Regions from separate parts of the Homo sapiens genome. Here regions 1, 2, 4, 5 and 6 are each linked to region 3. Evidence: read pairs that join two places in POLR2A ChIA-PET (ENCODE). Cell type or tissue: Caco-2. All regions are shown on one strand. Region 1 has its middle 18 kb from the start of SLC2A14. Region 2 holds the start of LOC124902871 (a long non-coding RNA gene). Region 3 overlaps SLC2A14 (solute carrier family 2 member 14). Region 4 has its middle 40 kb from the start of APOBEC1. Region 5 holds the start of CLEC4C (C-type lectin domain family 4 member C). Region 6 has its middle 13 kb from the start of APOBEC1.

What was found. Peaks named below come from ENCODE experiments on the same cell type or tissue, not always from the same donor. Only the 100,000 strongest peaks of a DNase experiment are listed, where the experiment ranks them.
Region 1: POLR2A ChIA-PET joins it to region 3 with 13 read pairs; 8 of 35 experiments call an interaction of 5 or more read pairs at or near these places.
Region 2: POLR2A ChIA-PET joins it to region 3 with 10 read pairs; 3 of 35 experiments call an interaction of 5 or more read pairs at or near these places.
Region 4: POLR2A ChIA-PET joins it to region 3 with 20 read pairs; 2 of 35 experiments call an interaction of 5 or more read pairs at or near these places.
Region 5: POLR2A ChIA-PET joins it to region 3 with 10 read pairs; 2 of 35 experiments call an interaction of 5 or more read pairs at or near these places.
Region 6: POLR2A ChIA-PET joins it to region 3 with 13 read pairs; 2 of 35 experiments call an interaction of 5 or more read pairs at or near these places.

The regions. Positions count from the first base shown.
Region 1 is chr12:7,888,137-7,893,136 of GRCh38, forward strand. It overlaps a transcript of SLC2A14 not described here and the pseudogene NANOGP1. Among named protein-coding and RNA genes, the nearest start is that of SLC2A14, 18 kb to the left of the region's middle. RefSeq lists a silencer at 2,777-3,071. In Caco-2, no CTCF peak of the experiment used is centred here; DNase peaks (open chromatin) are centred at 2,625 and 3,025; H3K4me3 peaks cover 1,385 bases.
Region 2 is chr12:7,964,521-7,969,520 of GRCh38, forward strand. LOC124902871 (a long non-coding RNA gene) reads right to left here and starts at 2,501. Exons shown (of 2, transcript XR_007063198.1): 1 at 667-2,501; 2 at 1-488. RefSeq lists enhancers at 3,406-4,118, 4,119-4,831. In Caco-2, no CTCF peak of the experiment used is centred here; DNase peaks (open chromatin) are centred at 2,241, 4,311 and 4,651; H3K4me3 peaks cover 1,656 bases.
Region 3 is chr12:7,837,295-7,842,294 of GRCh38, forward strand. All of the region lies in intron 2 of SLC2A14 (solute carrier family 2 member 14), which reads right to left. Among named protein-coding and RNA genes, the nearest start is that of SLC2A14, 33 kb to the right of the region's middle. RefSeq lists enhancers at 2,033-2,706, 4,976-5,000. In Caco-2, no CTCF peak of the experiment used is centred here; DNase peaks (open chromatin) are centred at 2,107 and 2,747; H3K4me3 peaks cover 1,492 bases.
Region 4 is chr12:7,623,084-7,628,083 of GRCh38, forward strand. No RefSeq gene overlaps it. Among named protein-coding and RNA genes, the nearest start is that of APOBEC1, 40 kb to the right of the region's middle. In Caco-2, no CTCF peak of the experiment used is centred here; a DNase peak (open chromatin) is centred at 2,347.
Region 5 is chr12:7,747,223-7,752,222 of GRCh38, forward strand. It overlaps CLEC4C (C-type lectin domain family 4 member C), which reads right to left and starts at 153. Exons shown (of 6, transcript NM_001371390.1): 1 at 96-153. The coding sequence starts at 126. RefSeq lists enhancers at 1,929-2,008, 2,029-2,208, 2,389-2,468. In Caco-2, no CTCF peak of the experiment used is centred here; a DNase peak (open chromatin) is centred at 1,889.
Region 6 is chr12:7,676,310-7,681,309 of GRCh38, forward strand. No RefSeq gene overlaps it. Among named protein-coding and RNA genes, the nearest start is that of APOBEC1, 13 kb to the left of the region's middle. RefSeq lists an enhancer at 1,134-1,203. In Caco-2, CTCF peaks have their summits at 1,209 (motif pointing right), 2,671 and 2,879; DNase peaks (open chromatin) are centred at 1,282, 1,608 and 2,622.

The sequences.
Region 1 (5,000 bases), 51 kb after region 3:
CCTTAATGCAGTGTCCCCCTCCCTATCCTCCATTTGATTCTTCATTATAGCACTTAGGAAAGGTCAACTGCAGCTTCGGTTGGCACACATGCCAAATGTGAACCTACCCTTTTGGCAAGAGAAACAGGTAATCTCCACCCCAGCAGTCCTGTGACACAAGCAGTAATGAAAGAAATAAAGAAATGCACGTTTTTAAAAAGCATAATCATTTTTTGACACTCTGCTGGTTCACCAAGCCCTTGTTCATGTGCTGATCAAAAACGCACTCAATGGTGGAAAACAGAAGCATGCAAAAGCAATACGATTACAAGAAAGATGCCATTGAATTCTAGATATATTTTGAAGGCATAGTTGACAAAGATGTCTTTAAGATTTTGGACTGGCCGGGTGCAGTGGCTCACACCTGTAATCCTAGCACTTTGGGAGGCCGAGGTTGGCAGATCACAAGGTCAAGAGATCGAGACCATCCTGGCCAACATGGTGAAACCCCGTCTCTACTAAAAATACAAAAATTAGCCAGGCGTGGTGGTGCATGCCTGTAGTCTCAGCTGCTCCGGAGGCTGAGGCAGGAGAATCACTTGAACCTGGGAGGTAGAGGTTGCAGTGAGCTGAGATCGTGCCACTGCACTCTAGCCTGGGCAACAGAGCAAGACTCCGTCTCAAAAAAAAAAAAAAAAAAGAAAAAAGGAATATCAGGAGAATATAGACTAATTAGAAGAGATTTAATTTAAAGCTTACAGTCCTTTTCTACCTATGGTCACCTACTTACTTCTCAGGTCTCTGGACTCTAATTTCCAATGACCAATTTGACACTCCATCTCTATATAAACCAAGATGATCAAATATATACATACACAGGTATCAGGCCTTGGGCTAGATATAATTAAGATGGCTACAATATGGACAAGACAGTGCCTCATGCATATTAATGTTACAGGAAAAGGGTCCTGATCCAGACCCCAGGAGGGTTCTTGAGCACAAGAAATAATTCAGGGCAAGTCCACAAGGCAAAGTGAAAGCAACTTTATTAAGAAAGTAAAGGAATAAAAGAAAGGCTACTCCATAGACAGAGTAGCCCAGAGGGCTGCTGGTTGCCCTTTTTTTTTTTTTTTTTAAGACTGAGTTTCGCTCTTGTTGTCTAGGCTGGGGTGCAATGGTGTGATCTCAGCTCACTCCAACCTCTGCCTCCCGGATTCAAGCAATTCTCCTGACTCAGCCTCTCAAGTAGCTGAGAGATTACAGGCATGCACCATCACGCCCGGCTAATTTTGTATTTTTAGTAGAGACGGGTTTCTCCATGTTGGTCAGGCTGTTCTCGAACTCCTGACCTCAGGTGATACACCACCTCGGCCTCCCAAAGTGCTGGGATTACAGGCGTGAGCCACCGTGCCTGACCTGGTTCCCCCTTTTTTTTTTGAGATGGAGTTTTGCTCTTGTTGCCCAGGCTGGAGTGCAGGGGTGCAATCTCGGCTCACTGCAACCTCTGCCTCCCAGGTTCAAGCGATTCTCCTGCTTCAGCCTCCCAAGTAGGTGGGATTACAGGTATACGCCACCACGCCCGGCTAATTTTTGTATTTTTAGTAGAGACAGGGTTCCATTATATTGGTCAGGCTGGTCTCGAACTCCTGACCTCAGGTGATCCACCCGCCTTGGCCTCCCAAAGTGCTGGGATTACAGGCATGAGCCTGGTCGTCTGGTTGCCCATTTTTATGGTTATTACTTGATGATATGCTAAACAACGGGTGGATTATTCATTCCTCCCCTTTTCGGAGCATATAGGGTAACTTCCCCAGGTTGCCTTGGCATTCCTAAACTGTCATGGCGCTGATGGGAGTGTAGCAGTGAGGACTACCAGAGGTCACTCTCGCCACCATTTTGGTTTTGGTAGGTTTTGGCTGGCTCCTTTACTGCAACCTGTTTTATCAGCAAGGTCTTTATGACCTGTATTTTGTGCTGACCTCCTATCTCATCCTATGACTTAGAACATCTTAACCATCTGGGAATGCAGCCCAGTAGGTTTCAGCCTCATTTTACCCAGCTCCTATTGAAGATGGAGTCGTTCTGGTTCACACAGCTCTGATAGTAATCTGCTCACTAAGTGTTAGTTGCCGTGTTCTCTGCCACAACTCCCTCCTGTTGCACCCCTGCCTTTGAGTCCTGCTAAACAACAGTATTGGAACCCATCATTTTCTCTCATGCCTTTACCCAAACTGTTAATTTTCTGCAATTCCCTTCTCTCCACATTTTTCCTTCTCAGATCACTGAAGATCGTCCAGTCTTCCCTGCCCATCCCTTCCCGACCCCATCCTCCATTATTTGTACTCTCTTAGCATCCAGTGCACTTTTTTCAGTACTTATCACACAACATTATAATTGTTTTTTTGGTTTATTTTGATCAACTCTACTAAATTGTTAGCTCATTTTAACACGCCCTTATGCCAGCCTAGTCCAACAAATCTGAAGTCAGACAGGTTCCTAAACCTCAACTTTATTCAAATTGCTTTCCTTGGCAAAGAACATAGTAAGTTGGCCTTCCAGCCACCAACCCCCTTCCCTTTGGTCTTTCACTCCGGAGGCTCTTACCCTAGACGCAATGGGACAGGGAGCGGGGGATGGGGGAATTCAGCTCAGGCTTTTATGCAAAGTCCCCCTTCAGCAAAGAACAAAGCTTCTGGTACCTGCCCTTTGGACAGCTGCGGGCAAGCTCAGCCTCGGTGAGTCTTGGTGGCCTTGACAGCCCCCACTTAACACACTGTGCTGATTAAGAGAGACAGGAGGGCAAGTTTTTCCCTTTTTTAAAGAAATCATCCTCGACATGGACTACCTGCCTTGAAGCATGATCTATCTAGTTCCACTTACCTCCTCCCCGACGCCCCCATTCTGACTCTTCTCCAGAGTGGAGGTCTGAGAAGAAAAAAAGAAATGCCGCATTTCATCTCCTTGTTTCACACCCAGGAGTACTTCTACTCTCAACAGTTGGAGTCTTTGCATTGTGAACAAAAGTCAGGTTGTGTGGGAGCAAAGCCAGCTGCTCCCAGTGCAGACCCAGGAGCAGAGTGCAGAGGAGAATGAGTCAGAGTTGTGTCTTCAAAAATTACGTAATTGCGATTTGCTAAGAGTTTACTTTCTGTTTGGGAAATTGGAAAAGAGAAAGAAATCTTACTTTTATTTCTTTTTTTTTTGTTTTTTTCGAGACAGGGTCTCACTGTCACCCAGACTGGAGTGCAGTGGCACAATCTCGGCTCACTGCAACCTCTGCCTCCTGGGTTCAAGCGACTTTCCTGCCTCAGCCCCGCCGAGTAGCTGGGATTACAGGCGTGTGCCACTACAGCCCGGTTAATTTTTTTGTATATTTTAGTAGAGACGGGGTTTCACCATGTTGGCCAGGCTGATCTCGAACTCCTGACCTCAGAGTTATTCGCCCACCTCGGCCTCCCAAAGTGCTGGGATTATAGGCGTGAACCTTCGCACCTGGCCAGGTTTCTTGAATGTTAGGTTTGGGAATAGAAAGGAAAATGGAAAACTTTAGACTTTTTTTTTTTTTTTTTTTGAGATGGAGTCTCACTCTGTCCCCCAGGCTAGAGTGCAGTGGCATGATCTCAGCTCACTGCAACCTCTGCCTCCCGGGTTCAAGCAATCTTCCTGCCTCAGCCTCCTGAGTAGCTGGGACTACAGGTCCGTGCTACCACACCCAGCTAATTTTTTGTATTTTTAGTAGAGACGGGGTTTCATCGTGTTAGCCAGGATGGTCTCCATCTCCTGACCTCGTGATCCGCCCGCCTTGGCCTCCCAAAGTGCTGGGATTACAGGCGTGAACGACAGCACCCAGCTACTTTAGACTATTTATGTCCATAAATGTTAGTGCTGGAACCCAACTCTAAAAACTTTATTCCTTTGGAAAACATACCTCCCTCTCACCTCAAACAAACAAACAAACCCAAACACACAAGATGGGCATGGGGTAATGTTGAAAGACATGACAATATCATCATTCCTGATTTAAAAGTTGGAAACGTGGTGAACCTAGAAGTATTTGTTGCTGGGTTTGTCTTCAGGTTCTGTTGCTCGGTTTTCTAGTTCCCCACCTAGTCTGGGTTACTCTGCAGCTACTTTTGCATTACAATGGCCTTGGTGAGACTGGTAGACGGGATTAACTGAGAATTCACAAGGGTGGGGGGGTGTCCCCCCCAGGAGGGGTGGGTCTAAGGGTGATAGAGCCTTCATTATAAATCTAAAGACTCCAGGACTTTAGCATTTTTCTGGACTGAGCTGGTTTCCTCCTGTTATTGTGGAGGCGACTCACTTCATCACAACTTCTTGATACTTTTGCTGCTGGAGGTCATATTTCTCTAAGATCTTCCAGAAAAAAGTCTTAAAGCCATCTTAGCCTTTTTTCCAGTCCAGCTCTTAAATTTTTCCCACTCTTCTCCAATAATGACATGAGTGTGGATCCAGCTTGTCCATAAAGCCTGCCTTGCTCCAAAGCATCTGACTGTAAAGACTGGTCACCTATACCTGTGATTTGTGGGCCTGAAGAAAACCATCCATCCTTGCAAATGTCTTCTGCTGAGATGCCTCACACAGAGACTGGTAAGAAAGAAATTTATCCTTGAAAGAAAGGCCAAGTTCCTTAAGAGAAAAGGGAAGGAGAGAGGGTTAAGGGATCATTTCACTCTTGAGCAATAATACCCCATTACTATAAGCAAGTGTTAATATCACCTAATCCTCTGAAAAAACCCCTGTTTCAATTGTAACTTGGTGGCACCTGCCCTTTGAACTATATCCCAGGTCTCAGGAGTGTGCACTGAGTTGAAGGACACAGAATTCGGCAGTTGAACAGTATGCAGTAAATTTGAGAACCTATGGGCTTAGGCATGGTGGAAACAAAAATGTATCATTGGCCGGGCGTGGTGGCTTACGCCTGTAATCCCAGCACTTTGGGAGGCCGAGGTGGGCGGATCACGAGGTCAGGAGATCGAGACCATCCTGGCTAACACGGT
Region 2 (5,000 bases), 130 kb after region 3:
CAGATATTAAAATACCTAAATCCCCAGTGGCCGCTTTGAACATAGTGCTACCCTCCATATTACTAGAAAGAGGAAAATTCAAGACTGGATTAGAGAAATGGCTAATGAAAGATGGGCTGACAGCTAATCTTAAATTCAACTCTCCCTTTTTTCCATAGCTTCATGGTCATTTTCTGTGATCCAAAAAGGTGGTGAAAAGACTGCATTTGGCCAGGCGTGAGGGCTAATGCCTGTAACCCCAGCACTTTGAGAGGATGAGGCGGGCGGATCACTTGAGGTCAGGACTTCGAGACCAGCCTGGCCAACATGGTGAAATCCCGTCTCTATTAAAATACAATATTAGCCGGGCATGGTGACGCATGCCTGTAATCCAAGCTACTCAGGAGGAAGCTAAGGCAGGAGAATTGCTTAAACCCAGGAGGCAGAGGTTGCAGTGAGCCGAGATCAGGCCACTGTACTCCAGCCTGGCAACAAGAGCGAAACTCCATCTGAAAAAAGAAAAAAAAAAACACAAAAATTACCACTATCATCACCCATCTACCTAATGAAGTGTGGGTGAAGAAAACAGATGTGGAGAACAGCGCAGGAATAATAACTTTAGTGGAATTAGTCCCTGAATAAACCATTATAAATAGAATACATTTAGCTGGGCGTGGTGGCACGCACCTGTAGTCCCAGCTACTCGGGAGGCTGAGGCAGGAGAATCGCTTGAATCCGGGAGGCGGAGCTTGCAGTGAGCTGAGATCGTGCCACTGCACTCCAGCCTGGGCAACAGAGTGAGACTCCAGCTCAAAAAATAAAATAAAATAAAATAAATAGAATACATTATTAAACATAAATTACTAACTTGTTTATCCTATACTGACTGTTATCATGGATAGATCCTGAGTCATATTTCTAAATACATTATGGGAGCCTGTAATAAAAAAGTCACATCCTACATGACGCTTTAAAGTCCTGTGTAGTTTTATAATATGATTGTTTTAGTTCATTTATTCACAAATTCAGATTTTAGTGTGGCACAATAGGTGTGTTTAAAGCAGAACGTGCTTGAACTTTGTAATGATTGTCCTTCTACAAGATGCTGGACGCTGTTCTAAAGACACATATGTCATATGGTAAACATGTCTAAACAAAGTCCTACAAAGTTTATTTATTTATTTTTAAAATAAATATGTCTTTTGTTTTGTTTTTTTGAGATAGGGTCTCACTTTGTCACCCAGGCTGGAGTGCAGTGGTGCAGTCACAGCTCATGCAGCCTCACCTCCTGGCCTCAGGTGATCCTCCTGCCTCAGCTCTCTATTACTCCATTTTCACACTGCTATAAAGAACTACCTGAGGCCGGCCGGGCACGGTGGCTCACACTTGTAATCCCAGCACTTTGGGAGGCCGAGGCGGGCGGATCACCTGAGGTCAGGAGTTCGAGACCAGCCTGGCCAAAATGGTGAAACCCCCGTCTCTACTTAAAATACAAAAATTAGCCGGGCATGGTGGCAGGCGCCTATAATCCCAGCTACTCGGGAGGCTGAGGCAGGAGAATTGCTTGAACCCGGGAGGCGGAGGTTGCAGTGAGCCGAGATCGCGCCATTGTACTCCAGCTTGGGGGACAAGAGTGAGACTTCGTCTGAAAAAACAACAACAGCAACAAAACAACAACAACAAAGAACTACGTGAGGCTGAGTGCAGTGGCTCATGCCTATGATCCCAGCAGTTTGGGAGGTCAAGGTGGGTGGATCACCTGAGGTCAGTTCAACACCAATCTGGCCAACATGGTGAATGAAACTCCATCTCTACTAAATATACAAAAATTAGCTGGGCGTGGTGGCGCATGCTTGTAATCCTAGCTACTTGGGAAGCTGAGGCAGGAGAATGGCTTGAATCTAGGAAGCCGAGGTTGCAGTAGCTGAGATCACACCATGGCACTCCAGCCTGGGCAACAGAGCAAGACTCTGTCTCAAAAAAAAAAAAATAATAACTACCTGTGACTGGGTAATTTATAAAGGAAAAAGCTTGGTAGGGTGTGGTGGCTCACGCCTATAATCCTAGCAATTCGGGAGGCCGAGTTGGGCTGATCACGAGGTCAGGAGTTCGAGACCAGCCTGGCTAACGTGGTGAAACCCCATCTCTACTGAAAATACAAAAATTAGCCGGGCGTGGTGGCAAGCATGTGTAATCACAGCTCCTCTGGAGGCTGAGGCAGGAGAATTGCTTAAACCCGGGGGCGGAGGTTGCAGTGAGCCGAGATCACGCCACTCCGCTCCAGCCTGGGCGACAGAGGGAGACTCTGGAAAAAAAAAAAAAAAGCTTTAATTGACTCACAGTTTCACATGGGTGGGGATGCCTCAGGAAACTTACAATCATGGTGAAATGGGAAGCAGGGCACGTCTTACATTGCAGCAGGAGAGGTGGCAGAGGGCAGGGGGGAGACCACCACACACCTTTCAACTATCAGATCTTTTTTTTTTTCTTTTCTTTTTTTTTTTGAGACGGAGTCTTGCTCTGTCGCCCAGGCTGGAGTGCAGTGGCGCGATCTCGGCTCAATGCAAGCTCTGCCTCCCGGGTTCACGCCATTCTCCTGCCTCAGCCTCCCGAGTAGCTGGGACCACAGGTGCCCGCCATCACGCCCGGCTAATTTTTTGTATTTTTAGTAGAGACGGGGTTTCACCGTGTTAGCCAGGATGGTCTCGATCTCCTGGCCTCATGATCCACCCGCCTCGGCCTCCCAAAGTGCTGGGATTACAGGCTTGAGCCACCGCGCCCAGCCGAACCATCAGATCTTGTTAGAACTCACTCATTATCACTAGAACAGCATGGAGGAAACTGTCCAAATGATCCAATCACTTCCCACCAGGACCCTCCCTTAACAGGTGGGGGTTACAATTTGGGATGATGTTTGTGTGGGGAAACGGAGCCAAACCATATCAGCCTCACAAGTAGCTGGGACCACAAGCCTATGCCACTTATGCTGCACTAATAATTTTTAACATTATTTGTAGAGATGAGGTCTTGATACATCGTCCAGGCTGGACTCGAGTTCTTGAGCTCAAGTGATCCTTCCATCTCAGCCTCCCAAAGTGCTGAGATTAGAGGCTTGAGCCACCAGGCCCAGCCTATTTAATGTTTTGTTTTTTTAAAATTTATTAGAAAAAAAATTTTTTTTTTGAGACAGAGTCTTGCTCTGTCACCCAGGCTAGAGTGCAATGGTGCGATCTCGGCTCACAGCAACTTCCACCTCCTGGATTCCAGTGATTCTCCTGCCTCAGCCTCCCGAGTAGCTGGGATTACAGATGCCCACCACCACGCCTGGCTAATTTTTGTATTTTTAGTAGAGACGGGGTTTCATCTTGTTGGCCAGGCTGGTCTCAAACTCCTGACCTCACAGGTGATCCACCCGCCTCGGCCTCCAAAGTACTGAAATTATAGGCGTGAGCCACTGCGCCCGGACTAATGTTTTAGTTTTTTAAAGATAGAGATTGGCGTCTCACTATATTGCCCAAGCTAGTCTCAAACTTGTAGGCTCAAGCAATCCTCCCACCTGGGCAAAGATTACAGGTGGGAACCACTGTTCCTGGCTGAAAGTTTATGTTAAGTGTCATGAAGGGGCACTACCAAGTGCATAAAAAATAAAATACAGGCTGGGAGCGGTGGTCCACACCTGTAATCCTACCGCTTTGGAAGGCTGAGGCAGGAGGATAGCTTGAGTCCATGAGTTCAAAACCAGCCAATCCTATCTCAAAACAAGCAAACAAAGCTGGGCATGGTGATGTGTGTCTGTAATTCTAGCTACTCTGAAGGCAGAGGCAGGAAGGATCCCTTGAGCCTAGATGTTAGAGGCCAGCCTGAGCAACCTAGCGCAACACTGATTCTACAAAAAATAAAATACAGGCTGGCCGCGGTGGCTCACGCCTGTAATCTCAGCACTTTCGGAGGCCAAGGCGGGCCGATCACCTGAGGTCGGGAATTCCAAAACAGCCTGACCAACATGGAGAAACCCCATCTCTACTAAAAACACAAAATTAGCCGCCAGGCACCGTGGCTCACGCTTGTAATCCCAGCACTTTGGGAGGCTGAGGCGGGTGGATTACGAGGTCAGAAGTTTGAGACCAGCCTGGCCAATATGGTGAAACCCCGTCTCCACTAAAAATACAAAAAAAAATTATCTGGGCGTGCTGGCACGCGCCTGTAGTCCCAGCTGCTTGGGAGGGTGAGGCAGGAGAATCGGTTGAACCCGGGAGGCGGAGGCTGCAGTGAGCCGAGATGGTGCCACTGCACTCCAGCCTGGGCAACAGAGCAAGATTCCGTCTCAAAAAAAAAAAAAAAAAAAAAAAAAATTAGCCAGGAGTGGTTGTGCATGCCTGCAATCCCAGCGACTCCGGAGTCTGAGGCAGGATAATCGATTGAACCCGGGAGGCGTAGGTTGCAGTAAACCTAGATCGCGCCACTGCACTCCAGCCTGGGCAATAAGAGCGAAACTCCGTCTCTAAAAAATAAAAATAAAATAAAATAAAATACAAATTTAGTCCCAAGACAGTTGTGCCCATAGTCCCAACTATTGTCCCAGGTATTCAGGAAGCTGGGACAATAGCTGGTATTCAGGAAGGTGGGAGGGTTGTTTCAACCCAGGAGTCTGAGGCTGCAGTGAAGCCGTGATCGCTCTGCTACACTCCAGTCTGGGCAACAGGGTGAGACCCTGTGTCAAAAGAAAAAAAACTACATAATACATAAATACAACGCCATGATATATAAATCACGTTGTTTTTTGTTTGTTTTGTTTTGCTTTTGAGACGGAGTCTCACTCTGTCTCCCAGGCTGGAGTGCAATGGTGCGATCTCGGCTCACTGCAACCTCCACCTCCTGGGTTTAAGCGATTCTCCTGCCTTAGACTCCCGAGTAGCTGGGACTACAGGTGCCTGCCACCACACCCAGCTAATTTTTGTATTTTTAGTAGAGACAGGGTTTCACCATGTTGACCAAGCTGGTCTTTGAACTCGTAATCTCAA
Region 3 (5,000 bases):
AGCTGAAAAGATATTTTAAAAACTGTAATAAAATAAATGTAAGATAAAGTAATAAAAGATGGTTAACATGGGCCAGGCGCAGTGGCTCACACTTGTAATCTTTGGGAGGCCAAGGCAGGAGGATCACCTGAAGTTGGGAGTTCAAGACCAGCCTGACCAACATGGAGAAACAACATCTCTACTAAAAATACAAAACTAGCCAGCCATAGTGGCGCAAGCCTGTAATCCCAGCTACTTTGGAGGCTGAGGCAAGAGAATCTCTTGAACCTGGGGGCGGAGGTTGCAGTCAGCCGAGCTTGCACCATTGCACTCCAACTTGGGCAACAAGAGTGAAACTTCGTCTCAAAAAAAAAAAAAAAAAAGATGGTTCACATGGTAACCATTTTTCTTCTTTTTTTTTTTTTGAGATGAAGTCTCACTCTGGCTGGGATTACTGGCATACACCACCACGACTGGCTAATTTTTTATTTTTATTTTTTTCGAGATGGAGTCTCACTCTGTTGTCCAGGCTAGAGTGCAGTAGCACAGTCTTGGCTCACTGCAACCTCCACCTCCTGCGTTCAAGCAATTCTCCTGTCTCAGCCTCCCAAATAGCTGGGACTACAGGTGCACGCCACCACGCCTGGTTAATTGTTGTGTTTTTAGTAGAGGTGGGGTTTTACCATATTGGTCAGTCTGGTCTTGAATTCCTGACCTCAGATGATCCACCCACCTCGGCCTCCCAAAGTGCTGGGATTATAGGTGTGAGCCACCATGCCCAGCCTACCTTTTTTGTTGTTGTTATGTGTTTTTACCACAATTTTTTTTTTTCGAGACAGAATCTCGCTCTGTCACCCATGCAGGAGTGCAGTGCCGAGATCTTGGCTTACTGCAACCTCCACCTCCCACGTTCAAGTGATTCTCCTGCCTCAGCCTCCAGAGTAGCTGGGACTACAGGCGCCTGCCACCATGCCTGGTTAATTTCTGCATTTTTAGTAGAGACAGGGTTTCACCATATTGGCCAGGCTGGTCTTGAACTCCTGACCTTGCGATCCACCTGCCTCGGCCTCCCAAAGTGCTGGGATTACAGGTGTGAGCCAACGTGCCCGGTCCACAATTTTTTTTAAAAAATGGAATTTGCCTTACTAGAATTTTGAACTTGGAAGACCAGGTACCCCTTTCTTCTTTCTTATTTCCCCCATTTCCCCCTTTTGCAATGGGAATGTCTAGCCTATGCCTGTCCCACAATTATATTATGAAAGCACATAACTTGTCTGGTTTCCCAGGCTCAGTTTGGAAAAAAATTTGCCTCAGGATTAATCATACCTCTTTTCTCACCCATACCAAATTTAGATGATATTCAGATGAAATTTTGGATTTGGAACTCATGCTGGAATGGGTTAAGACTTTAGGGCCTACAGGGATAGAGATAAATGTATTTTGGATGTGAGGACATACATTTTGGGGGGCCAGAGGGCAAAGTGTTATGGACTAAATTGTGTCCTAAAATTCATATGTTGAAGCCCTAACCCCTAGTAACTTAGAATGGAACTGTATTTGGAGATGGAGCCTTTAAGGAGGTAATTAAGATTACATGAAGTCACTAGGGTGGGGCTCTAGTCCAATAGGACAGGTGTCCTTATGAGAAGAGGAAGAGGCATTAGGCCTGTGAATAGAGAAAAGGCCATGTGAAGACACTGAGAAGACAGCCATCTGCTACTGAAGGGAGAGGTCTCAGGAGAAACTAAGCCTGCTGGCACCTTGATCTTGGATGTCCAGCATCTAGAACTTTGAGAAAACAAATTCCTGTTGTTTAAGCCACCTGTTTGTGGTATTTTGTTATGGCAGCCTTAGCAGACAATAAATATATACTGTCAAGTAATAAGGGAGCATTTTGAAGAAGAAAATATCAAGGTAAGGCGATAAAGGGTTGGGGCTGGGGAAGATTAAGATAGAGTGGTTAGGGTTCCTCTCTCAGTAGAGATGATACTTGCACAGAAACCTGAATCACACGAGAAAGTCAACCTTGGGAGTATCTGAAAACAGCATTTCAAACAGAAGGCATTTCAAACGCAGACACCAAAAGGAGGACTCGTGCTTGGCAGGGTGTCAAAAGGCGGATTTGGCAGGAGTGGAGTGAAGCGGGGGCAGAGTGGCAGGAGAAATGATGTTGAAGACAGCTAGGAGTCTGCTCATGCAGGACGCTGTAAGCAGTCATGAACGTTCTGGTTTATATTCCGAATGTGACAGACAGCCAGGAAGCTACGAAGCCATTTTAGTTTTTTGAGCAGAAGCATGACATCAGTTGATTCGTGTTTTTAAAAAAGTATGTGCTGTTGAATGGAGAAGATGCTGAAGGAGGGTGCTGTGGTTTAAATGTGTGTTCCCTCCAAAATTAATGCAGAAACTTAATCCTAATTGTAGTGATATTAAGAGGCAGGACCTTTTGGGAAGTGACTGAGTCATGAGGGCTCTGCCTCCATGGAGGGAGTAATACCCATACAGAAGGGGCTTCGGAGGCCAGGCTCGATGGCTCATGCCTGTAATCTCAGCACTTTTGGAGGTCAAGGCGGGAGGATCGCTTGAGTCCAGGAGTTCTTATTTCCCCCTTTTGGACCAGCCTGGGCGACACAAGGAGACCCTGTCTCTACAAAAAAAAAAAAAAAAAAAAAAAAAAAAATACAAAAAATTAGTGAGGCATGGTGGTTTGCACTTGTAGTCCCAGCTACTCGGGTGGCTGAGGTGGGAGGATCACTTGAGCCCGGGAGGTCAAGCCTGCAGTGAGCTATGATTGCACCACTGAACTCCAGCCTGGGAGACAGAGCCAGACCCTGTCTCAAAAAAAAAAAAAAAAAGTGCGGTGGGGGGACTTCAGAGAGTTTGCTCCTTTTTTTTTTTTTTTTTTTTTTTTTTGCCCTTCTGCCTTCCACCATGTGAGGACACATCACTCGTCCCCCTAATGAGGACGGAGCAACAGTCGCCATCTTAGAAGCAGAGAGCTGCCCTCACCAAACATCAAACCTGCGGGTACCTTGAACTTCCCAGCATTCAGAACTGTGAGAAATACATTTCTACTGTTTATAGATTACTCAGTTTTGTTTTTGTTTTTGTTTTTGTTTTTTTGAGACAGAATTTCGCTCTTGTCGCCTAGTCTGGAGTGCAATGGCGTGATTTCGGCTCACTGCAACCTCCGCCTCCTGGGTTCAAGCGATTCTCCTGCCTCAGCCTCCAGAGTAGCTGGGACTACAGGCACCCGCCACCACACCCACACCCAGCTAATTTTTGTATTTTTAGTAGAGACAGGGTTTCACCATGTTGGTCAGGCTGGTCTCAAACTCCTAACCTCAGGTGATCCGCCCACCTGGGCCTCCCAAGGTGCTGGGATTACGGGCGTGAGGCACTGCGCCTTGCCTGTGTTGTTTTGTTATAGCAGCATGAACAAACTTAGACAGAGGGTAGGGATAGGAGCATAGAGTGGGTTGCTGTTGGATTTGAAATATATTTTCAAGGTGCAACCTACTGGCGGTCTAGACGTTGAGCACAAAAGAAAAAAAGGAGTCAAGAATGATCCTAAAGGTTTTGGCTGGAGCAACTGGAGAACTGGAGTTGCCATTTACCTCAGTCAGGAAAGCAGACAGAGACCTGAGGGTCAAATCAAGACTTTTATTTTAGATGCGCTAAGTCGGCGATGATGCTAGGGTAATGCACTAAAAATAGTGTTCCCTTTCTCTTTCATCCCAGAGGCCGGGAACATAAAGATAAAAAACATGTTCCTCCCTTTAAGTTCTCATGGTGGTGAAGCGGATGGAGAGAGACATATAAACAAGTGTTTCGCTTTGTTTTTTAATTAATAGGATTTATTGGGGGTGGGCAGTTTTAGGTTTACAGAAAAATTGAGCAGAAAGTACACAGAGTTCCCATGTACTCCCTTAACACCCCTAATACTAACATTTGCATTAGTGTGATACATCTCTTATATTATTATCATTATTATTTATTGTTATTATTTTTTTCTTGCACTCTGTCACCCAGGCTGGAGTTCAGTGCCATGATCTCGGCTCACTGCAACCTCCACCTCCCACGTTTAAGCGATTCTCCTGCCTCAGCCTCCCAAGCAGCTGGGATTACAGGCACCCATCACCATGCCCGGCTAATTTTTGTATTTTTAGTAGAGACGGGGTTTTGCCATGTTGGCCAGGCTGGTGTTGAACTCCTGACCTCAGAAGATCTGCCTGACTTGGCCTTCCAAAGTGCTAGGATTACAGGCGTGAGCCAGCTCGCCGAGCCACATCTGTCATGTTAATAATTGATGGGCTAATATTGATATATTATTATTACATAAAGTCCATAGTTTATATTCAAGTTCATTCTTTGTGTTGTATATTCTATAGGTTTGATAAATGTATGATATCATACGGAACAGCTTTACTGCCCTAAAAATCCCATGTTCCAGGCTGGGTGCAGTGGCTAACGCCTGTAATCCCAGAACTTTGGGAGGCCAAGGTGGGCAGATCACGAGGTCAGGAGTTCGACACCAGCCCAACCAACATGGTGAAACCCCATCTCTACTAAAAATATAAAATTAGCCGGGCGTAGTGGTGCATGCTTGTAATCCCAATTACTCAGGAGGCTGAGGCAGGAGAATTGACTGAACCCAGGAGGCAGAGGTTACAGTGAGCCGAGATTGCACCATTGCACTCCAGCCTGGGCAACAAGAGCGAAACTCTGTCTCAAAAGAAAAAAAAAAAAAAGATCCCATGTTCCACCTCCCTTCCCTACTCCTCCAACCCCTGGCAATCACTGATCTTTTTGCTGTCTTTTTGCATAGTTTTGCCTTTTCCAGAATGTCATACAGTTGGAGTCATACATTATGTAGCCTTTTCAGATTGGCTTATTTCACTTAGTGATATTCATTGAAGGTCCCTGCATGTCTTTTCGTGGCTCATTTCTTTTTATCACTGGATAATATTCCATTATTTGGATGCACCACAGTTTATCCCTTCACCTACTGAAGGACATCT
Region 4 (5,000 bases), 210 kb before region 3:
CACTACTAAAAAAGCTTTAAAGGTATCTCTCGTAAGGGGAGAAGTTTTGCAATTCAGATGTCTATGAAGGGCTTATATGCAGAATATATAAATGATTCCTACAGGTAATAAAAAAAGATAAACAACTTAGAAAAAATTGGGCAAGATACTTGAACAGATATGTCACAAAAAGTGATTTTCCAATAACCAAAGAGCATTTGAAAATTGCTCAATTTCATTAATCATCAAAGAAAACTCAAATGTTATATAACTACATCCCACTATAATGGCTAAAATGAAAAATACCTGAAAATTCCAAGTGTCAGTGAGGATGTGGAGCAAATAGATTTCTCAGGCTTGAGGGAGTATAACTAATACTGAGAGGTGAAACCAGCTGGACATCCTGGGTGAGTAGGGATTTGGAGAACTTTTCTGTCTTACAAGAGGATTGTAAAATGCACCAATCAGCACTCTGTAGCTAGGATTGTAAAACGCACCAATCGGCGCTCTGTAGCTAGGATTGTAAAACGCACCAATCAGCGCTCTGTAGCTAGCTAGAGGTTTGTAAAATGAACCAATCAGCAGGACATGGGTGGGGACAAATAAGGAAATAAAAGCTGGCCACCACCCGCCAGCAGTGGCAACCTGCTTGGGTCCCCTTCCGATGCTGTGGAAACTTCGTTCTTTCGCTCTTCACAATAAATCTTGCTGCTGCTCACTCTTTGGGTCCATGCCACCTTTAAGAGATGTAACATTTACCGTGAAGGTCTGTGGCTTCATTCTTGAGGTCAGCGAGACCACGAACCCACCAGAAGGAACCAATTCCATACACAAGACATCAAAAGACATGTACAAAATAGCCATAACAGTTTTATTTATAATAGCGCCAAACTAGAAAACACCAGCAGTAAAGTGAATAAATGAAATGTGGTCTATTCACACAATGGAGTGCAATATAGTAATGAGAATGAAAAAACTACAACCACAGCCAACAATATTATACATGGATCTCACAAACAATATATAAAATAAAAAATCCAACAGAGAGGATTATATCCTTTATAATTCTATTTATATGGATTTCCAAAGTACACTGGAAACGGTATTGTTAGATGTTTACCTACTGGTTATGTGATGGAGGATGGTAACTGAAAGAATGTACAAATGGGATTGGGGGTGTCAGCAATGTTTTTTCTTGACCTGGATGACAATTACATGAGTGTGTTCAATCTATGAAAGGTGTAGAAAAGAACAATGTAATTGTATGGTTTTTCGTATGCACTCAAACTTCAAAAACAACTTCAAAGTGTACTAAAAATTCTACTGAAGAAACTAGAAAAATAGGTTTAAGTAACCTAGAATGTGAGAAATATTTCAGTGTCTGAATGGATCCCACCTCCCCTTCAATTTTACTTTCAAGGCATTTCCCTTTCCGAAGTTGAGCAGCAGCTAAAATTCTTTCATGCCCTTGGTAGAAAATGTAAGGCTTCAGGCTCTGTGGAATCCTCACAGAGATAATTGATGCAACATTGTCATTTCTCTGGGTTAATGAGAGTTTATTATTTTCAGAAGGCTCTGGGGCAAGGATGAAGCATAGTGAATTGTAAAGTAACTGTGACTCACAGGGAGAGGGAGAACCCTGCTCCCTGTGAGCATGGCTTGTTCCTTCTGCTTCAACCCATCTGAAGAGGATTGTCGCAGATTGGATTTTTCAGAAGCAGATGCTAAAACAAAGTGGCATTTATTCCTAAAAAATAAATGTTTTTAGGAATTAACACCTTGGAAAGAAAGCAGAGTCGGGGAATGATGAGACAACAAAATGTGATACGAGAAGAATTTGAACTGTGATCCAGGCACAACAGAGACCAAGCTGAGTATCTGGACCGAACTGAGGGTCAGGCTGCTATTTCTCATGGCCCAATAACAAGATGATAATGTACTGGGGAGGAAGAGAGTTTTTATCTCTGTAACCAATTATAAGGAAAAGGCCCAGAAATTTTCGCCAGACCAACTCAAAATTACAAAGTTTTCCAGAGTTCATAGACCTTCTAAGCTATATGTCTACATGTAAATGTGCATTCATCTAAAGACATAAGTGATTAACTTCTTTTAATCTATAACTAAGGTCTGAGTCCTGATGACCTTCCTCTGGAGCCTCAGTAAATTTGCTTAATCTAAATGAGTCTAGATGCTGGGGTGATTACCCTTATCTTGTCTCCTGCTAAATCACAAAGGTTTGGGGAGTTCCTTCAGACTTCCAATAGACATGTTTAATCATGCTTTAAGGTTCGGGAAAGGCCTAGGCAAAACTCTTGCTGGGCTTTTGTTACATTCCAACCTGTGTATAAGAGCACTGGCTTTTAATAGTTAACCACTCTGAAACAGTTGTTATGGAGGCCTGCATTAGTGAGACCTGGCCTGCCACAAAGCCATCTTGGTAGGGAGGGCTGCAGGTGCTGACTGAGTATTTCAATAATAAATTTTTCTTTTTTTTTTCTTCTTTTGAGACGGAGTCTCCCTCTGTCACCCAGGCTGGAGTGCAATGGCATGATCTCGGCTCACTGCAACCTCCGCCTCCCAGGTTCAAGCGATTCTCCTGCCTCAGCCTCCTAAGTGGCTGGGAGTACAGGCGCACACCACCAGACCTGGCTAATCTTTTGGTATTTTAGTAGAGACAGTGTTTTGCCATGTTGGCCAGGCTGGTCTCGAACTCCTGACCTCAGGTGATCCATCCACCTCAGCCTCCCAGAGTGCTGGGATTACAGGCATGCCTAGCCATAAATTGTTCTGATGATGTATTTCTGGTTTATGGAAAGGAAAAAAAAATTACAGGAGCCACAGAGATCACAGTAAGTATGATGGCGGGGGGAAAGAGCTACTCTTCGCACCATCAGAAGTATAATTCAAGGCAATAACTGTCTCATTTTCTGCCCTCAGAGCTGTGTTTGCTACTTAAAATATCTGTGAACCAATGAAAATTTCAAATGAGCAGCAGGATGTAAAGCAAATGAGAAATTTAAGCTGTGCTCCCAGAAGGCAATTATTATTAAATATATGTACCACAGCATTATCATCATCATACACATGAAATCAATTATCACCCTAAGCAACCACAATTTCAGTTACCTTATTTTCCTTAGGAAGTCTACCATCACTTACCAGATTTTTACCTAAATGAATTATTATTCATGTCAAAGAACAATAGTTTATTATACCAACATTTGTAGCTATCATAGCTTTACTTAGTTTATATTTTTATGTCTGACTGATTTACTCTACACCACTTAAAATATTGCCAACAACCAACAACATAAAAACAAAATGCCAGGTGAAGAATACAAACAAAATAGCCTTTCTATCTCCACTTAGGATATTATCAATCTTTTCTTTCCCCCTTGCACGAATATTTTTAGCATTGGATCAGGAATTTAGGTTAGCCAGAACAACAACCCTCAAAGTCTTAAGCAAGTATATCATACTTAATTCCTGAAAAATAAGGACTGTAAAACTTTATCCCACATTAATTGAATGAAAATTAAACACTTTTATTAAGCTAAAACCTCATTAGACTAGTAGGCTCCAGCCCCATGGTACCACTCTGCATTTAAACAATAAGAAATTTTTAGTTATTCCTCCTCCTTGCCAGTATGTGGTATTGTAAAGTCTTTTTATTTTAGCTATTCTAATCATTGTGTATTGGTATTTGGTTGTGGTTTTAATTTGCATTTCTCTAATGACTAGTGATGTTAATTTCAGGTGCCTATTTTCTATCTGAGTATCTTCCCTGGGGAAGTATCTGTTCAAATCTTTTTGCCTATTGTTTACTCTTTAAAATTGAGTTATGAGAGTTCTTTATGTATTCTAGATACAAACTTATTAACTATATGATGTGCAATTATTTTCTTCCAGACTATGGCTAGCCTTCCAATCTTTTAATGGTCTTTTGAAGAAGTAAAGTTTTTAATTTTCATAATATCTACCTTATTAGTTTGTCCTTTGGTGTTGGTCTTATGTCCAAGAACTCTTTGCTTACCCAAGGTGACAAAGATTTTTCTTTTAAATTTTCTTCTTCCTAGTGTTGGTGATGAGAAATTGGAAGTCAATATAATTGTATTTCCTTTGAGTATTATGTGTTTTTCCACTCTGAAGTTTAGATGAAGATTTATGTTTTAGCTAAATCCTGAAAATTTCTCATTTATTGTTGTTATAATTATTATTGATTGTACTCTACTCCATTTAATATTTCTATAACTTGGATGCATATTGAAATTTCTGTATATGTATCCTCCGTATCTCTTTTATATTCTTTGTCATTATTCCCCTTTTACTGTATTTTGGGAGAATTACTTATTTAGGTCTCTCGGGTCAAAATTTTTCTGGCATTATCCATTCTGTTCTTCACCTACTATCTTAAGGATTTTCTTTCTATTTTCATAGGGCAAACTTTTATTTTTATAATCTATGGCTTTTAAAATTAATAAAATATCGTTTAGTCTCTCTTTGAATATATTACTTATACTTCTTTTCTATATCTTCTCTGTTTTTTAAAACATGTTTCCTTGAGTGTAAAGTATTTCATTTGTTGTACTTACTGTTTTCATGGTCTTGCAAACCAAAAATGAAGATTTCTTCCTTCTCAGGGGAATCAAGGAAGAAGCCTCTCACTCAATTATGAGCCCCCAAAGCTGAAATTCTATTTAAGCCATTCCCTGAATTTTCTACATGAGAAAACAAATTATTTTCATGTGCCATATCACTACCAAAAATAAATATTAAATACAGTTCCATTATGTACATGGTGTGTTAGTGCTCTTCAACATTTAATAATCTACTACTACTGTACATAATCATATGAATGCATATATGTAATTGTACGTGGAAGAATATACCCCATGCATGTCAAGTGCAAGTGCCTGGGCCAGGCAATTTCCAAAGCACCTCTTCAGGTAGTCAGTTTCCATCCTGGGCCCAAGTTCAATTTCCAGGTTTTTTTTGTTATGGTTTGGTTTTTGGGTTTTTTA
Region 5 (5,000 bases), 90 kb before region 3:
TCTTCTTCCAAAGTCATCCCTATCACCTCAATGCCTGTTTCCCACTCCATCCTGCTCCTACTACCTTCCCTAGAACTGAGAAGATGAGTGCTTACCTCGGTCTTGAGGCTCTTCTTCAGGCACCATTGTGTGTGCGCACACCCTTTGGACTTCCTCTATCAGGTGGGTGCAGAAGCTCTTGTATCACTTTCTCCAAAGATGTTACTTTCGGGGTGTGGTTCTTTCAAACAAGCCAAGCCCTTAGATCCTTCTTCGCCTACTCTTGCAAAGGAAGAGATGTGACTTAGGAGACTCTGCAGTGAGCTAAAGCTTTCAATTTAAAACATACATCATGTTCAGAAATAAGGAAACACAAACAAGGAAATCGAGAAATACATGAAAAACAGTTCATGGTTGCAGGTCTGATTGTCTTTTTTTTTTTTTTTTTTTTTTTTTTCTAGACAGGGTCTCACTCTGCCACCCAGGCTGGAGTATAGTGGTGCAATCTCAGCTCACTACTACCTCTGCCTCGCGGGTTCAAGCGATTCTCCTGCCTCAGCCTCCCGAGCAGCTGGGACTACAGGCATGTGCCACCATGCCCAGCTAATTTTTGTATTTTTAGTAGTGACAGGGTTTCATCATACTGGCCAGGCTTGTCTCGAACTCCTGACCTCCTGCCGTTGCACTCCAGCCTGGGCAACAAGAGCAAAACTCCATCTCCAAAAAAAAAAAAAAAAAAGCCTCTTTCATTTGTAAATTGCCCAGTCTCAGGTATGTCTTTATCAGCAGTATGAAAACGGACTAATACAGCCTCCCAAAGTCCTGGGGTTACCGTTGTGAGCCACCACGTGCCCGGCCACTGCTGAGTAATCTTAAATAGAGAAAATCCATTATAGCCTATGCTACTCAAATGGAGATGTTTGGTTGAAGGATGGTTACAACTACTGGTGAAATAGACACTGAGAAAGAAAGAACCTAGGTATTCCAGAATCTTCCCAGAGTTCAACTGAGATTTAATTGTAGAGTAGTGAGAAAAAAGTTTTGAGCTGGGCACGGTGGCTCATGCCTATAATCCCAGCACTTTGGGAAGCTGAGGTGGGCGGATCACGAGGTCAAGAGATCGAGACCATCCTGGCCAACATGGTGAAACCCCGTTTCTACTAAAAATACAAAAATTAGCCAGGTGTGGTGGTGCATGCCTGTAGTCCCAGCTACTCAGGAGGCTGAGGCAGGAAAATTGCTTGAACCCGGGAGGCGGAGCTTACAGTGAGCCGAGATCGTGCCACTGCACTCCACCCTGGGTGACAGAGCAAGACTCAGTCTCAAAAAAAAAAAAGTTTTGAGTTAGCAGCCATCCTTTGAGATATTTTAGGACCCAGACCAATGAGATCCTTTCTAAGCTGTATACTTGCTGAAACAACTTAAAGTCCTGTTTGGTCTCTTGTCTACCTCCCATTTACAGTTCCCTGAACCTCCCTCTGCCCCTGCCTCAGGGGTTCTCCCTGTTGCTTTCCTCTGTCTTGGATTAAAATGTAGAGTATGAGGGTATTCCTTTGAGTATACAATGCTGAGAAGAAAGGAGCAAAGGCAAAAATGAGAAAAATAATTTAAAATAGAACAAATTATAAAAGCAGAAAGAATGACAAATTATTTTCTCAGAAGAAAAGCAGAATTGCATGTAGGCCCAGCTCAGGTGACATCCCAGCAGAATGCTTTGAGTATGACCAGAGTATTGCAAAAGCTACAGCTGAAGAGGATAAATCTAGATAAGAATTGGTAGATGGTTTGCTCACTACTTCTTCCCCCGGTTGGTGAGGGAGGGAGTCCCAACCCAGGGTTATGGGTGGCTGGACACACAACACCCGACACTGGACAGATAAGACTGACAGCAGTTCAGCTGCATGTACTCACGGCCTGAGGCAGGAGGGCACCGCACACCATGCAGGGTCAGACAGAGGTTGCACTTGGGAGCAGGGTGACTGTGGGAGGCAGGATCTGCTGTAACAAGAGGGTGAGGTGGCCCCTTGGCTCTTGAGGGAGGATGGGATTGGCTTCTTTAAAGAATTTTGTGGCCAGGTGTAGTGGCTCGTGCCTATAATCTCAGCACTTTGGGAGGCTGAGGTGGGCGGATTGCTTCAGGCCAGGAGTTCAAGACTAGCCTGGCCAACATAGTGAAACCCCATCTCTACTAAAAATCCAAAAAATTAGCCAAGCATGGTGGCACACGTCTGTAATTTCGGCTACTCAGGAGGCTGAGGCACGAGAATCACTGGAATTTGGGAGGCAGGGATTGCAGTGAGCCGTAATCGTACCACTTCACTCCAGCCTGGGTGACAGAGTGAGATTCTGTGTCAACGAAAAAAAAAAGAGAAAAAAAAGATTTTGTGGGCCTTCAGGGAAGTGAAATCTATTAGCTTGAGGACCAGGTGGAGTGCAGCTGGCCCAGCTGAGATGGAAACTGGCTGAGTGAGAAACAGAAATATTTTTTTTTTTTGAGATGGAGTCTTTCTCTGGTCACCTAGGCTGGAGTGAGTGCAGTGGCTAAATCTTGGCTCACTGCAACCTCCACCTCCCGGGTTTAAGCAATTCTCCTGCCTCAGCATCCCGAGTAGCTGGGACTACAGGCATGCGCCACCACGACTGTCTAATTTTGTATTTTTAGTAGAGACAGGGTTTCTCCATGTTGGTCAGACTGGTCTTGAACTCCCAACCTCAGGTGATCCGCCCACCTCAGCCACCCAAAGTGCTGGGATTACAGGTGTGAGCCACAATGCCTGGCCATTTTTTGTTTTTGAGACAGGATATCAGTCTGTTGCCCAGACTGAAGTGCAGTGTCTCGACCTTCACTCACTGTAGCCTTGACCTCCTGGGATCAAGTGATCCTCCCACCTCAGCCTCCCGAGTAACTGGGACTATAGATACACGTCATTACACCTGGGGATCTTTTAAATTTTTTTTGTAGAGACAGGGTCTCGCTATGTTATTTCCCAGGCTGATCTCGAACACCTGGGCTCAGGTGATCCTCTTGCCTTGGTCTCCCAAAGTGCTAGGATTACAGATGTAAACCAGCATGCCTGGCCGGTGATGCTCTTTTAACATGAGTACCCAGTGTTTGGAATCAGGACAGGGCATCAGTTAGGTTTTGCTGTATAATCAATTAACTTAAAACTTAAAATACACAGCTATTCAATTAGTTCATAGTTCCCGAGAGTCAGCAATTTGGGCTGAACACCACTGGGTGATTCTGGTTTGGATTGGATCGGATCGGTTCCATCTCAGCTGAGCTCACTCTGCAATAAGCTGGTGGGCTGGGTGGGGCTGGCTGATTCACGTCTCTCTTTGGTCATCCTCTAGCGGATTAGCCTGGATTTACGTACATTGTGGCAGGAGGATTCCAGTAGTAGCAAGAAAACAAACCCTATTGTGTACATGCTTTTAAAAACCTGTGTGCCAGGAAATCACCAAATCACTCCAGCTATAACATTAAAAGACAACCACTCTCTTCCACTTAAAACTTATTGGCTGGCCACAATGCCTCACACCTGTAATCCCAGCACTTTGTGGGGCAAAGGCAGGAGGATTACTTGAGGCCTGGGCAACATAGTGAGACCTTCTCTCTACCAAAAAAAAAAAAACAAACAAACAAACAAACAAAAATTAGCCAGGTATGGTAGCATGTACCTGTAGTCCCAACTACTTGAGGGGCTGAGGTGGGAGAATCACCTGAGCCTTAGAGATCAGGGCTGCAGTGAGCTATAATCAAGCCACGGTGCTCCAGCCTGAGTGACAAAGACCCTACCTCTAAGATAAAATAAAAACCAAGAAGAAAAAGAAACCTCCCCAATATGTCAGTATTTACGCCTTCAGAAAAAGATTTCTATGTGAATAATGTTATATATTTGCAACATATTATCAAGCAAAGAAACCAGTAAGAGGCCAGGCACAGTGGCTCACACCTGTAATCCCAGCACTTTGGAAGTGTGTGGCAGGTGGATCACCTGAAGTCAGGAGCTTAAGACCAGGCTGCCCAACATGATGAAACCCCATCTCTGCTAAAAATACAAAAATTAGCTTAGTGTGGTGGCACTAGCCTGTAATCCTAGCTACTCAGGAGGCTGAAGCAGGAGAATCACTTGAACCCAAAGGCAGAGATTGCAATGAGCCGAGATCGTGTGTCCAGAATTGATAGGTTCTTGGTCTCACTGACTTCAAGAATGAAACCACGTACCCTCGCGGTGTTACAGCTTTTAAGATGGCACGTCTAGAGTTACTCGTTTCTCTCGGCGAGCTTGTGGTCTTGCTAGCTTCAGGAGTGAAGCTACAGACTTCCGCGGTATCACAGCTCATAAAAGAACCGTGGACCCAAACAGCGAAAGAACAAAGCTTGCACAGCACAGAAAGCAACTCGCAACCGGTTGCAACTGCTAGCTCGGGCAGCCTGCTTTTATTCTCTTATCTGGCCCCACCCACGTCCTGCTGATTGGTAGAGCCGAGTGGTCTGTTTTGACAGTGCGCTGATTGGTGCGTTTACAAACCTTGAGCTAGACATAAAGGTTCTCCACGTCCCCGTCAGATCAGTTAGATACAGAGTATCCACATAAAGGTTCTCCAAGGCCCCACCAGAGCAGCTAGATACAGAGTGTCGATTGGTGCATTCACAAACTGAGCTAGACACAGGGTGTTGATTGGTGTGTTTACAAACCTTGAGCTAGATACAGAGTGCCTATTGGTGTATTTACAATCCCTGAGCTAGACATAAAGGTTCTCCACGGCCCCACCAGACTCAGGAGCCCAGCTGGCTTCACCCAGTGGATCACTGCACTGGGGCTGCAGGTGGAGCTGCCTGCCAGTCCGCGCCCTTGCGCCCGCACTCCTCAGCCCTTGGGTGGTCGATGGGACTGGGCGCCTTGGAGCAGGGGGTGGCGCTCATCGGGGAGGCTCGGCCGCACAGGAGCCCATGGCGGGGGAGAGGTGGGAGGCTCAGGCTTGGCGGGCTGCAGGTCCCGAGCCCTGCCCCGCGA
Region 6 (5,000 bases), 160 kb before region 3:
CAATTCTCTTCCAGGAAATGCTTTTGAGTGTGTATGGGGTTTTTTTGTTTGTTTGTTTGTTTTTTTAATTAAACAATTAATTGCAGTAAGGCAAACAAAAGTGAAATAAGTGGCCGGGCGCGGTGGCTCACGCCTATAATCCCAGCACTTTGGGAGGCCGAGGCGGGCGGATCACGAGGTCAGGAGATCGAGACCATCCTGGCTAACACGGTGAAACCCGGTCTCTACTAAAAATACAAAAAATTAGCTGGGCGTGGTGGCGGGCGCCTGTGGTCCCAGCTACTCGGGAGGATGAGGCAGGAGAATGGCGTGAACCCAGGAGGCAGAGCTTGTAGTGAGCCGAGACCGCACCACTGCACTCCAGCCTGGGTGACAGAGCAAGACTCCATCTCAAAAAAAAAAAAAAAAAGTGAAATAAATGTTCTAAGGAAAATCAGGGGGTTGTCTTCCCTAAGGCAAAAAATAATTCAGTACCACAGGGAAGTAACATGACTAGAATTGGGGTTTTTTTAATTTATGTTTTATTTTTTGAGACAAGGTCTTACTCTGTCACCAGGCTGGAGTGCAGTGGTGCAATGAAAGCTCATCATAAGCTCAAACTCCTAGGCTCAAGTGATTTTTCTCTCCTCCTCCGCCTCCCAAGTAGTTGGGACTATAGGTGCTCAACACTGTACAAGCTTATTTTATTTTTTTAATTGTTTTAGTAAAGGCGAGGTCTCGTTATGTTGCCCAGGCTGATCTGAACTCCTGGGCTCAAGCAGTCCTCCTGCCTGGGCCTCCCAAAGTGCTGGGCGTGCACCACAGCACCTGGTCCAGAATCGGGTTTTCAAAGAACCACCACAGCTGCAGTGTAGGGAATAGGTTAAAGGGCAATTGTCGTAACAAACCTGCCATAGATACATGGAAATAGAAAAAGCTGGAGTGGGAAATAGGTTACTTAAAAGGAATTGAATACTGCAAAAGAGTTCGTGTGTACTCACACACACAAAATCATAAACAGAGACAAAAGTAAAAATACCTGACTCAAGAGGAGTGTGCCTTTCATCGTCCCATAGTTTATCCATGCAGCCACTGAAATTATATGCAAAACATTTTGTGTTTATGTGCATTATTTTCTGGGGGAGTGTCTACATGTTTTATCAGGTTCTTAATGGGTCCTTCAATCCCCCAGACGTAAGGGTTTTCATAGATTTGCTTTTCCCCATTTAAGTCAGCAGAGGGCAGAAAAACAATAGAATTAGTAGAGCCAACCACAACACAGAAATTGCTCAAACTCCTCCAGTCCCTCTCAGTTTCTGCCATCTGTTTCCTGCCTTTGCTCTAGATAAAATTCCCTGACATCTCCCTCTGTCAAAATACTACTATCTCTGAATAACCATATCAAGATAAGCAGACCTTCTTCTTCTTCTTTTTTTTCTTTTTTTTTGAGACGGAGTCTTGCTGTCACCCAGGCTGGAGTGCAATGGCGCCATCTCGGCTCACTGCAACCTCTACCTCCCGAGTTCAAGCGATTCTCCTGCCTCAGCCTCCCCAGTAGCTGAGACTACAGGCGCCCGCCAACACGCCTGGCTAATTTTTGTATGTTTAGTAGAGGCAGGGTTTCAGCGTGTTGGTCAGGCTAGTCTTGAAATCCTGGCCTCAGGTAACCCATCCCCCTTGGCCTCCCAAAGTGCTGGGATTAGAAGCGTGAGCCACTGCGTCCTACCTCTTCTTTTATTTAGTTGGACTCAGTCTTTAATTTGCATTTTTCTTTTTTTAAATCATCTTTCCGGAAGAATTTAATTTTCTCATTTCTGTTTACACCTGCGGTAGTTATCATATTCTCTTTCACAACTGATATTGTTTTAATTACTATTGTTCCAGGAGACCTTGAACAATTACCCCATGAGGAGCCTAAAGCTCCCATATCACTTACCATATAATTATTGTATATTATTTACTTTTTGAAAGATGAAAATAGGGCCGGGCCCGGTGGCTCACAGCTGTAATCCCAGCACTTTGGGACTCCGAGGCTGGTGGATCACTTCAGGTCAGGAGTTCGAGACCAGCCTGGCCAGCAAGGCGAAACCCTGTCTTTACTAAAAATACAATAATTAGCCGGGTGTGGTGTCACGCCTGTAATTCCAGCTACTCGGGAGGCTGAGGTTCGAGAATCGCTTGAACTCGTGAGGCAGAGGTTGCAGTGAGCCCAGATCAAGCCACTGCACTCCAGCCTGGGCAACAGAGTGAGACTCTGTCTCAAAAAAAATGGAGGAGGAGGAGGAAATAGTTTGTGGCTAAAACAATTCTCAAGTAAGTTTCACTATCTCAGAAAGATAAATTTTACATTATCGCAACAGGGTAATAATGATTGCAGTGATAAATTTTTGATCAGAAAGAATTGCCCCTACTCTTGTTATTTAATGCTTTTTGTTATTAAAAGAGAGAAGAAAGAATCTATCTGTCCATCAAACCCACTTGAATATATATGTATATATGTATGCATGTGTGTTTGTATATATGTGTGTCTGTGTGATATACTTTTTTTTTTTTTTTTTTTAGACAGAGTCTTGCTCTGTTTTCTAGGCTAGAGTGCAGTGGCGCAATCACAGCTCACTGCAGCCTTCGACTCCCAGGCTCAAGTGATCCTCCCATCTCAGATGCGGCTGTAGTCCCAGTCTAGGACTACAGGGCGTGCCACCACACCCGACTAATTTTTTTTTTTTTCGGTAGAGATGGGATGTCCCTGTGTTGCCCAGGCTAGTCTCAAACTCCTGGGCGCAAGAGATCCTTCCGCCTCAGCCTTTCAAAGTGCTGAGATTACAGACTCATGCCTGTAATGTAAAGGAAAAATACAAAAATTAGCTGGGCATGGTGGCACGTGCCTGTAATCTCAGCTACTCAGGAGGCTGACGCAGGAGGATTGCTTGAACCCAGGAGGCAGAGGTTGCAGTGAGCTGAGATGGTGCCACTGCACCCCAGCCTGGGCGTGCACAGCCACTGTGCCCGGACCTAAAGGAATGCATTTATGTTTGCATGTATTGAAGAAAACCTAGAGCTAAACAGTAGCTGATGTGGTAAAAATAGATTTTATTCAGGGCGATTGCAATAGGGGAAAAGGGGCCTAGTTTAGAGTGGGCTTAATTCCAAATACAACAAGGAAAAATGGGTATGAAAGTATGAAGTGCCAAAGACCAGTAATTTTCCAATCTCTGACGGAAAACTTTCATCTCTGATGGAAAATTACTACGAAAAAAACATCAGGAGTAAGGGGGGATTCTGGCTAAATCAACCTAACAGAATTCTTTCTTTTTTTTTTTTTTCAGACTAGAATTCTTGCTGAAGACAAGCCAAGGTGATCAGACATCACCTGGGGGCAATGCAGGATGAGGAATTTGGTCACTTAATGACAGTGATCCTATATCAAGTTTGGGAATTCTTGCCAGAACTGAACACAGAAGCCCAAGGTCAAGCTGAGTAGAAAAGCAAGCTCAGAAGAGCCCCACCAAAGTTTGGTCCAGGAGAAAATCTCGGCATATGCAATCACTGACAGTGCTTTCTGACCTACGAAGAGTGGGAAAAAACAACAGAACATACCCCTTTCCTGTTGAAACAGGTGCCTGTTTTCAGTCAAAACTCTCGTCAAAAGTCAACAGATTCAAATATTTAAAGACACATGCTCCAAATATTCCACTCAAAAACAAAGCACAGAAACCACTGCGATAAAAGTTAAAGTGCTCAATATCATTTTGAGGAGAGAATAAAATGTTGAGAAAACAATCCTGCAACCACCCCTGGTGTACTGATGTTTATGCTCCATTGCTTTTTTGTTTTATGTAATTTTAATTTTTTCATTTATTATTATTATTATTATTATTATTATTATTATTATTATTATTATTATTATTTTGAGACAGGGCGTCATTCTATCACCCAAGTTGGATGGAGTGCAGAGGTGCAATCTCGGCTTACTGCAACCTCCACCTCCCAGGCTCAAGCAATGCTCCCGCCTTACCACAGGCCCACTTGTTCACACCCAGCAAATTTTTTTTTTTTTTTTTCAGAAATGGGGTTTTACCATGCTGCCCAGACTGGTCTCGAACTCCTGACCTCAAGTGAACTGCCCGCCTCGGCCTCCCAAATTGCTGGGATTATAGGCGTGAACCTATATGAGTCCCTTCATTTCATAAAAATGAATCCCTTTATTTTTAATTTTTTAGAGATTTTAATTTCTTGCTATGTTGCCCAGGATGGAGTGGAGCTCCTGGCATCAAGTGATCCTCCCCCTCAGCCTCCTGAGTAGCTGATAGCATGCCACTGAGCCTGGCTTGTTTTATTTTATTTACTTATTTATTTTTAGGCTAGTCGAGTGAAGCAGTGGGAGTGGATAAGGAGAAAAGATTGTTTTATTTTAAAAGAAACAAAAATTGCCGGGCATGGTGGTTCACACTTGTAATCCCAGCACTTTGGGGGGCTGAGGTGGGTGGATCACTAGGTCAGGAGTCTGAACCAGCCTGACCAATATGGTGAAAACCCATGTCTAATAAAAATACAAAAATTAGCTGGGCATGGTGGCACATGCCTGTAATCTCAGCTACTCAGGAGGCTGATGCAGGAGGATTGCTTGAACCCAGGAGGCAGAGGTTGCAGTGAGCTGAGATGGTGCCACTGCACCCCAGCCTGAGCGACAGAGAGAGACTCTGTCTCAAAAAAAAAAAAAAAAGAAAAAAGTCCGGGTGTGGTGGTTCACACCTGTAATCCCAGCATTTTGGGAGGCTGAGATGGGCGGATCACCTGAGGTCAGGAGTTCGAGACCAGCCTGATCAACATGGAGAAAACCTGTCTCTAGTAAAAACACAAAAAAATTAGCCAGGCGTGGTGGTGCATGCCTGTAATCCCAGCTACTTGGGAGACTGAGGCAGGAGAATCGCTTGAACCCAGGAAGCGGAGGTTGCGGTGAGTTGAGATCATGCCATTGCACTCCAGCCTGGGCAACAAGAGCGAAATGCCTTCTCACAATA